Regions from separate parts of the Homo sapiens genome. Here region 1 is linked to region 2. The links are chromatin loops, found by intact Hi-C in ENCODE. Cell type or tissue: A673. All regions are shown on one strand. Links, peaks and the distances in the headings refer to the core of each region. The heading gives the core; the rest is flanking DNA.

Region 1 (4,383 bases), core at 114-4,113, 120 kb before region 2:
CCTTCCTTCATGGCACTTCACGCGGTCTGGAGTTTTCTTGTTTATGTGTTTACTTGTTTATTGGTTTTGCCACCCACTGGGCTGTCGGCTTCAGGGGGCAGGGAACTCCGGCTCCCTCACTGCTGAGTCTGCAGTGCCTAGAACAGTGTACAAGACTTGTCTGGAAAGGAGGGAATGGGGGAATGAGTCTAGAGCAGGGGTTCTCACAGTGTGGTCCCTGGGCCAGCAGCATCAACACTGCCTGGGAACTCGTTTGATGTGCAAATTCTTAGGCTCCATCCTAGTCCCACTGAATCACAAACTCCGTGTTTTAACAACTCCTGCAAGGGGTTCTGATGCAGGCTCAAGTTTGAGAAGCTTGGGCATTGAACCATCTGCAATCTCTACCCTATATCCCCCGGGTGACCAATGAGCGAATAACTAGCTGGGTGATCAGTCTTGTCAGGGACAGGGGTTAGGGAAGGTGAAGGGAGTAAGTCTCCTGCCCATGACTGACCTCTGAGCTCTGAGGGAAAGGCCTTTGTGTGTCTAGATAGTCCATGCCGGAGCCATGCAGAGAATGCCAAGCCTGGGAGGGCTTCAGAACCACTGTGTGCCACCAGAGCAGAAAGGCAGGCAACTCACCCAGAAAGCTGAATCTTTGGCTTTTTGAAAATTCTACAAAATTCCAAGCATTTGGCTTGGAGGTAAGATGACCAACTCATCACAGTTTGCCCAGTACTCTTTCCATTCTTTTTTGTTGTTGTTTTGTTTTGTTTTAGACACAGGGTCTCACCCTGTCACCGAGGCTGTAGTACAGTGGCACAACCACAGCTCACAGTAGCCTCAGCCTCCTGGGCTCAAGTGATCCTCCTGCCTCAGCCTCCCAAGTAGCTGGGACTACAGGTGTGTGCCACCATGCCCAGCTAATTGTTTAACTTTTTTATAGAGACAGGAGTCTCACATGTTGCCCAGGCTGGTCTCAAACTCCTGGCTCCAAGCGATCTTCCTGCCCTGGCTTCCCAAAGTGCAGGGATTTACAAGTGCGAGCCATCATCCCTGGTCTGCCTCTCAGTTTTAACACAAAGTCCTATATCCCAGGACCCCCTTCAGCTCCAAGCAAAGCTGAATGGTTGGTGACCCTACTTGGAGCCCTCATCACCTGGAGTCTCATGAATTCACAAATGCATTCCCTTTACAAGTAATTTCTGTGTGTCTTAAAGATGAGATGAGGAAGGCAGAGGAGTTAGGAGAGGAGGAAGACGGAGAGAGAGAGAGAAAAGGAAAGGAAGAGAGGCCAGGGGCAGAGGAGAGAGAAAGGGAGAGAGGGAAAGATGGGGAGAAAAGAGAGACTGCAAGGAGAAAGCAGGGAATTATTTAAGGGGTGGGAAAAGTAAGGAGACAGGGGCAGGGAAAAAGGAGAGAGAGGGGGAGAGATAAAGACAGAGACTTAGGGGCTTAGCACCACAGTGACAGAGGAAAAACACAGGAAGGCAGAGACGGAAAGGGGAAAGGGGGCAGGGAGGAAGATGTGCAATGGAGCGGACCACACAGATGCCATTTGGCAGCACCTTGCATGAAAAGCCTCCCAACGAACTTCGAGAAACCATCTCTCTTCTCTGCAGCCCCAGAATGCCGCCCCGCCATCAATGGCTGGCACCAAAACCTGCTTACATAATATGTTCTCTGCTGAAAGCTGCTTCCATTCACAAGTCACCACTCGTCATTGTGTAGGTGCATTAAAAAGGAAGAAAAGGAAAAGAAAGAGAGGAAAAAGAAAGAAAAATGCAGCTGAATGAACTCACTCAGATTATATTGAGAGATGAGAAGATATTTCCCCCCCTCGCTCTCTAAATAAATCCTTCATGAACCAAACATCATTATGATGCTGTCAGATGAGTTTCCTCTTGTTGATTAATTGCAGGGGGTGGTAAAAAACCCAGCTTCCTGAGGCATGTTATCTTGCTCACTGGATGGATTACTAAACCAGAGTCTGACAGAGCTCCATTACAAAGAGATTTAAGCGTGTGTTATATCATTAAAACCAATGACAGCAAGACAATTACTTCGAGGAAACCACAGTGACATTGCATACAGCAGCCTGGGCCCTCAGCACTGCTGCCTTCCCTCTTTTCCTGGCCCAAATGGGGAGCAGAGTTGGGCTAAGAAGAATCACTTTTGGCTGGGTGCAGTGGCTCACGGCTGGAATCCCAGCACTTCGGTAGGCCGAGGCAGGAGGATAGCTTGAGCCCAGGAGTTTGAGACCAGCCTGAGCAACATAGAGAGATCTCCATTTCACAAAAAATTAAACAATTAGCCCAGCATGGTCGTGTCTGTACTTCCAGCTACTTGGCAGGCTGAGACAAGAGGATCGCTTGAGCCCAGGAGTTCAAGGCTGCAGTGAGCTATGATCATCACGCCACTGCACTCCAGCCTGGGTGACAGAGCAAGATCCTATCAAAAAAAAAAAAATTTTTTTTTTCATTCACTCTCAAAGCCACCGCCTGCAAATCCCAAAGACCTAGCCTGGCTGGACAGCTGATTATTAAGGCCTTGCCACAAATCTACCTGAGAAACTGAGTCCTGGGGTCCTGCCTAGCAAAAAGTGACTCCTTGGAATTGTCTGAGGTTAGCAGGGAATGGGAGCGACATGCTAAATCCAGGTCACACTCCTGTGGGATTCAGTAGCAGAAAGGAAATCAGATGACTCCGGGCATCAAGAGCTTTTTACCCCCCAACAGAATGTAAATCCAGCAACATCCACCTTTCTCTGTTCTTTGCCCCTCTTTTGCCTACAAGCCTAGTAATGCAGCCCCCTCCCCCTGCTCCAAGAAACCAAGCCTGCTTCACTTTTAGGAAAGGCTCTTATAGCTTCTCATTAAAGTGTGAATGACTAATAAGGCTGGATGCATTAACTCGCTCCAAAGCATCTGCTCTTTAACCAAGAGCAGAGCCTTAAGAAAAAGAATGAAACTTGAATGATGGAAATTTCAGGTATCAGTGAACTGAATATCTTTGGGTGACTCGGGGAGCCCTCTTTGTACCACAGCCCCCCACCAAAGATCACATTATGTAGGTAGCCACTTACTTTATCTAAGTCCCAAAAAGGATCGTGTCTTTTTTTTTGAGACAGAGTCTTACCCTAGGCTGGAGTGCAGTGGTGTGATCTCGACTCACTGTAACCTCTATCTCCCGGGTTCAAGTAATTCTCCTGCCTTAGCCACCCAAATAGCTGGGGTTGCAGGCACACACCACCACACCAAGCTAATTTTTGTATTTTTAGTAGAGACTGGGATTTACCATGTTGACCAGGCTGGTCTTGAACTCCTGACCTCAAGTAATCCACCCACCTTGGCCTCCCAAAGGGCTGGGATTACAGGCATGAACCACCCCACCGGGCCAGGACTGTGTCTTTATTGCCATTTTATTCCCAATGCCCATCATGGTGCCAGGCATACTGTAGGTAGTCAATAAATGTGCAATGCATGATAAATAGCAATGGCAGGAAGAGAGAGAGGCCTGTCCTTTGCCTGTAGCAAATCTGAGGCAGGAGCCAAGTCCTTTCAAACCTTTCACCAACGACTGACTCATCATAATCAATACTAACTGAGCACCTACTGTATGCAGGCCTCTGGCTGGACCACAGGCCCCAAACTGACATGTTCGCTAGTAAATCAGTTGAGCTTCATTCATTCATTCACTCAGTAAGTCATTGCTGAGCACCTGCTGGGTGCTGACCCGGACACCAGAAATGAAGATATCACAGCCTTGGCCCTTAAGGATCTCACCCTGTAGCACCTGAGGACTCCTACAAAGAAGTGCCATAGGCATTTCCCAGGGAAGGGAAGGAAGGCTCAGGTTTCCTAGAGAAAATACACGGCTCAGAGCTTATAGCCTGGGATGATTCAGCAAAAACCTCCCAGGGACTTGAAGGAACAAAAGACTGAGTGGTCACCAGTGCTTCTCCTCCTAGAATTCTTCTCTGGGGCCTACCCCCCAGGCTCATGACTCCCCTGCTAGTTGCTTAGAGCCTCACAAGCCAAACAGAGAGGGAGTCATTTTGCCCATTTCACAGATGAAGAAACTGAGTTATGGGGACCTGCAGCAACTGGGGAACTGCAGTGGGGAACAAGAGGGGCTGGCAGCTCCTGTCTCCAAGCTTTGTCCTCCCTCTTGTGAGTCATACAGCTACACAACTAGCCCAAAGAACTCACCTTCCTCTACCTCACCCTACTTTTGTTTTGGTCAGGGGTGATTTCACTGTTACCATCACCAACATCGCCCCGATTGCGAACATTTGTTGGATATTTACTCCTTGCCAGACTCAGTATAAAGTGATCATTAACTCTTAAAATTCTCACAACTGCATTCTTATTCCCATTTTGTAGATGGGAAAATTGAGGT
Region 2 (4,383 bases), core at 311-4,310:
CTGCACTCCAGCCTGGGCAACAGAATGAGACTCCGTCTCAAAAAAAAAAAAGTGTGGTAAGTAAAGGAACTCCAGAGATCCTCTCACCTTCACATGGCTTCCCACAAACTCTGTCTTCCAGGAGAGAACAGACACACAGGGCGAGTGTGTTCCAGCCTGCAGTGGGGGGCAGGTTGGTCCATGGAAATGAAGTTGGCATTCTGATGTTTGCAAAAAGAGAAAAATGGAAGTGGAGTGGCTTGTAGCCCAAGGATAGAGACAGAAAGGACAAAGAAAAACAGAAGAAAAATATTAGAGCACCCGGAACACAGACCCCTTCTCACAGGCTCCAGGGCTCTATCTAATCTGTCACGCAGAATTGCAATTCTTAGTTTTCTGGTCTGCTTCCCCAGTAGACTGTGAGTTATATAGGAAGACATATGACAATGCTATGACGATGCTGTGTCCCGTCCCCATCTCCTCTGAGCGCCACACCTGACATGGAGTCAGCACCCAATATTATTTGTTGAAAGGCTGTTAAATCCTGCGTCAGGTTTCTTCCCTACTTCCAGCCTGTTCTGCAAAACAGGTGAAAACAACTGGCTACTTCCAGACCATTATAGATTTTAACAGGAGATGAGTCCAAGCAGGAATAAATAAATGTTTTTCCTGATAGAAAACCCTCCGTGGCATTGATTTTCTTGGTGTTGTCAATATGACTGCATTTGTTTCGTTACCTCTGCTTTTAAACACAGACTGAACAAAGACCCTAGATATTCAAGGCCGATCAAGTTTCAGATATCCTTTCCTCTTGTCCTCATAACTGCCCTTGTGTTTGTTTGTTTCTTCTTTCTTTCTTTCCCTTCCTTCCTTCCTTTCCTTCCTTCCTTCCTTCCTTCCTTCTTTCTTTCTTTCTCTCTCTCTCTCTTTCTTTCTTTCTTTCTTTCTTTCTTTCTTTCTTTCTTTCTTTCTTTCTTTCTTTCTTTCTTTCTTTCTTTCGACAGGGTCTTGCTCTGTTGCCCAGGCTGCTTTCTTTCGACAGGGTCTTGCTCTGTTGCCCAGGCTGGAGTGCAGTGGTGCAATCTCAGCTCACTGCAACCTCCGCCTTCCAGGTTCAAGTGATTCTCCTGCCTCAGCCTCCTGAGTAGCTGGGACTACAGGCATGCACCACCATGCCTGGCTAATGTTTGTATTTTTACTAATAGTAGAGACAGGGTTTCACCATGTTGGCCAGGCTAGTCTCGAACTCCTGGCCTCAAGTGATCCACCCACCTTGGCCTCCCAAAGTGCTGGGATTACAGGCATGCACCACCACGCCTGGCCTGCCCTTGTATTTCTAATCTCTGGTTCTAGGTTCTGGATTAAGAAAAACTCAAGTACAGACTTTGTCACCTGGAGAGAAAAACTCATTCTAGAGTTTGCTGAATTAATCACAAGGATAATGGCTGCCGAGGCTAGCTGCTTTGCCGTGTGCCAAGCTCTGGGCTGTGTGCCTTGCAAGCATCATATACTTTTTAAGCCAGGATTCTGTGAGGTGGGGATTCATTTTGTTTCCATTTTACAGAAGAGGAAACTGAGGCTTAGGTTGTCAAACAACCTATTCGAGGTCATCCAGGTAGAACATTACAGGCTCGCAGGGTGGGGTGGCTCACAACTGTAATCCCAGCACTTTAGGAGGCTGAGGCGGGTGGATCATTTGATGCCAGGAGACAGAGCAAGACCCTAACTCTAAAAAAGAGAAAGAGGGAAGGAAGGAAGGAAGGAAGGAAGGAAGGAAGGAAGGAAGGAAGGAAGGAAGGAAGGAAGGAAGGAAGGAGGGAAGGAGGGAGGGAGGGAGGGAGGGAGGGAGGGAGGAAGGGAAGGAGGGAGGGAGGGAGGGAGGAAGGGAAGGAGGGAGGGAAAATGACAGGCTCCACACCTATGTGCTGCGAAAGCTCAAGCTCTTGACACTGGGTCCCATGGTACTTGTTTTATTTTTGTTTTCACCATTACCCTTGATGAGAGCTGGGTCCTGTTTGCCGCACTTGTAAGCAAGGCCTGTTCCACAAGAGGGCTTTGATGTGTCAGCCTCCAAAAACCATGGGGTTCCTTTGCTGGGTGTAATTTTTTTTCCAGTTGCTCAACTTCTTGGGCTCTTCACCAGAGAGGAACTATCTTTTTACAGATCCATAAAGAAGCTCTATCAAAAATCAACACAGAAAACATCACTCTGCAGCCAGCGGTAATTCCTGAACCGGAGAACCTCACACAGGAGAAATCCAAAAAATACAGGCTAGCCAGAGTGTGTTTATCGTTAGCAAGGCAGAAAAGCTACCTTGCCCCTCATTCTTCCTCAACCTTCCTCCCTAATATTGTCATTTAATCTCCAGCTGCTTCTCTTTCTGTCCAGCCCAGCCTCCAAGAAGAGCTCACAGGAATGCCAGGATGTCTCTCTGCATATGCACAGAGCAAGGCATTTTTCCAGCTGTCATTAGCACTGCCTACGGTGTGCTCTAAGAGGGAGACGGGCCTGGCATTCTCCAAGCCATTAGAGTACCTGAATAATTTACTACTCTCAGCAAAAGGGCCCTTTCCCTGCACAATTTCCTCCCACCTCTTCAGGTTTCCTCCAGAGAGCTCCTGGGAGCCGACAAAAGGGAATGAAGTGGCATTTTAAAGGAAGGCCTAGTCGCTCTCTTATTGGCATCTAAAGTTATTATCTGGGGCCAGAATCCAATTTTGAAATCAAGTAAAGTCACACCAAGATTGCAGTTTTCTTTGTGAGTTTAACCCTGCTGGGGAGAAAAGCAGAGAAGAGACTTGGTGAGAAAGCCCAAGGCAGCTTTGATGAGCAGATTCGGCCAAGAGCCCTTGCACCCAAGTGTTGGTGGCTGGTAGGGAACCTCAGAAATGAGCACACAGCCTGGGTGACATTGTAAGGCAAGACAGTGGGAAAGTAAATCTGATGCATGGTATGCATCCTGTTAACATCTGTCCCAGCCTGGGACCCCTGTCTACCCTCAGAGGACATCCTGCCTCCCTCCTCTCGGTGTTGCCTGGGCTCCTTTGCTAACTGGCTTCAGGTCCATTCTGCCAACGGGAGGCCCACGTAGAGATCAGAGGGCACAAGGAAGGGAGAAGCCAGGATATTTCTCCCCAGTCTGGGCCGCAGACAGATTTCCTCACAGGAGTTGCATCTCCTCTGTGGCTCCAGCTCCTGCCAGGCAGGACTGCCCAGGCTCCAGCTTCCACCAGGAGATCTCAGCTCCTGAACTCTACCTTCCTTTCTCTGTCCCACAAGCCTCAGGGAGTGACAGCTTTCTGCCATGGCTGGATCTCTGATTTCATCATCACCCCCTATTTAAACAGTTCCTGCATTTACATCTCTCTGTCTTAAAAACTCAGTGTCATTTCTATTTTCCTGATAGGACCCTCACTGATAGAACCACCAGAACTGGCTCATATGACCCTGAAAATATCCAATTTTTAAGAATGCAATTTTGCACAGACAGCAACATATACCTGCACCAAAATTTCAGCCCTTCAGATACAACCAGAGTCATAAAGCAAGGCCTCCCAGGGGTCAAGGATCCCTCAAAAAACCTTCCCAAACAAACTTTTGCCCTCTTTGGAGTAATAAAGCAAAGCAAAAATAAAAGAATGCGCTTTTGAATCAAACCAACTTGTGTTAAACCCAGGCTTTGCCTTCTACGAGAAGGAGGACCTTGAGCAGGTCATTTAAGCCTCTTATGTCTCAGTTTTCTCACCTGCAAGATGAGGAGAATCATCTCTATATTTATATGGTTGTCTGGCCAAATAGAGCACCGTTGCTGGTACCCAGTTAATGGTTCCATTAATGTTGGATTCCTGGACCTGAGTAAAGTCTACAGTCACCGCAAATACCTTCCGAGAGTGGCAAGTCAGCCTCTAGCACTTGTTCTAGCATTTTTGGTCCTTTGTGAACCTCCAAGAGATGTGAAAGAGTGTTCTCAGTATCAGAAAAACCATGATGCCTCCTGAGAAAATGCTAGGGATAAGTCATCAGAGAAATACAAAACAACAACAACAAAAAAAACTCTTTCCTTTAGCAGGGAAGCAGCAAGTTCTTGTATCAAATAATAAAACTTTAGACACATGAAACCTGCCTGGTTTTAGCTTTGACAGAGATGAAAGAAAGAGGGATTTGGTTAAAATGCTTCTGCAAAGGCTGCCTGTTTGGAGCGGGGAGAGATTGCTACTGTTTTACAGGTTTGGAAGCTGCCCCAGGGACCTTATCGTCAGAATCCTTTAGTCTACAGCTACTGTGACAAACTGAAAAGCCAGTCCTGACTTTCTCTTGTGATGTTTAAAATAAACCAAGGGAGTAAAGCCCCTGAGAGAGAATGTGGATTTTTTTCCCCCAAATAAACCCCTGCTTATAACTTT

What was found. Hi-C counts contacts between places; a loop is a spot of excess contacts. Peaks named below come from ENCODE experiments on the same cell type or tissue, not always from the same donor. Only the 100,000 strongest peaks of a DNase experiment are listed, where the experiment ranks them.
Region 1: a loop joins it to region 2, with 13 times the contacts of the local background. A loop is called at or near these places in 1 of 110 quality-filtered maps.

Annotation. Positions count from the first base shown.
Region 1 is chr12:112,795,765-112,800,147 of GRCh38, reverse strand. The region is part of intron 2 of RPH3A (rabphilin 3A); the gene reads right to left. Among named protein-coding and RNA genes, the nearest start is that of RPH3A, 6.2 kb to the right of the region's middle. In A673, for the core only: no CTCF peak of the experiment used is centred there; a DNase peak (open chromatin) is centred at 1,927; H3K4me3 peaks cover 854 bases; H3K27ac peaks cover 4,000 bases.
Region 2 is chr12:112,674,828-112,679,210 of GRCh38, reverse strand. It overlaps a transcript of RPH3A not described here. Among named protein-coding and RNA genes, the nearest start is that of MIR1302-1, 18 kb to the left of the region's middle. In A673, for the core only: a CTCF peak has its summit at 2,058; DNase peaks (open chromatin) are centred at 1,640, 2,000 and 2,430; H3K27ac peaks cover 3,097 bases.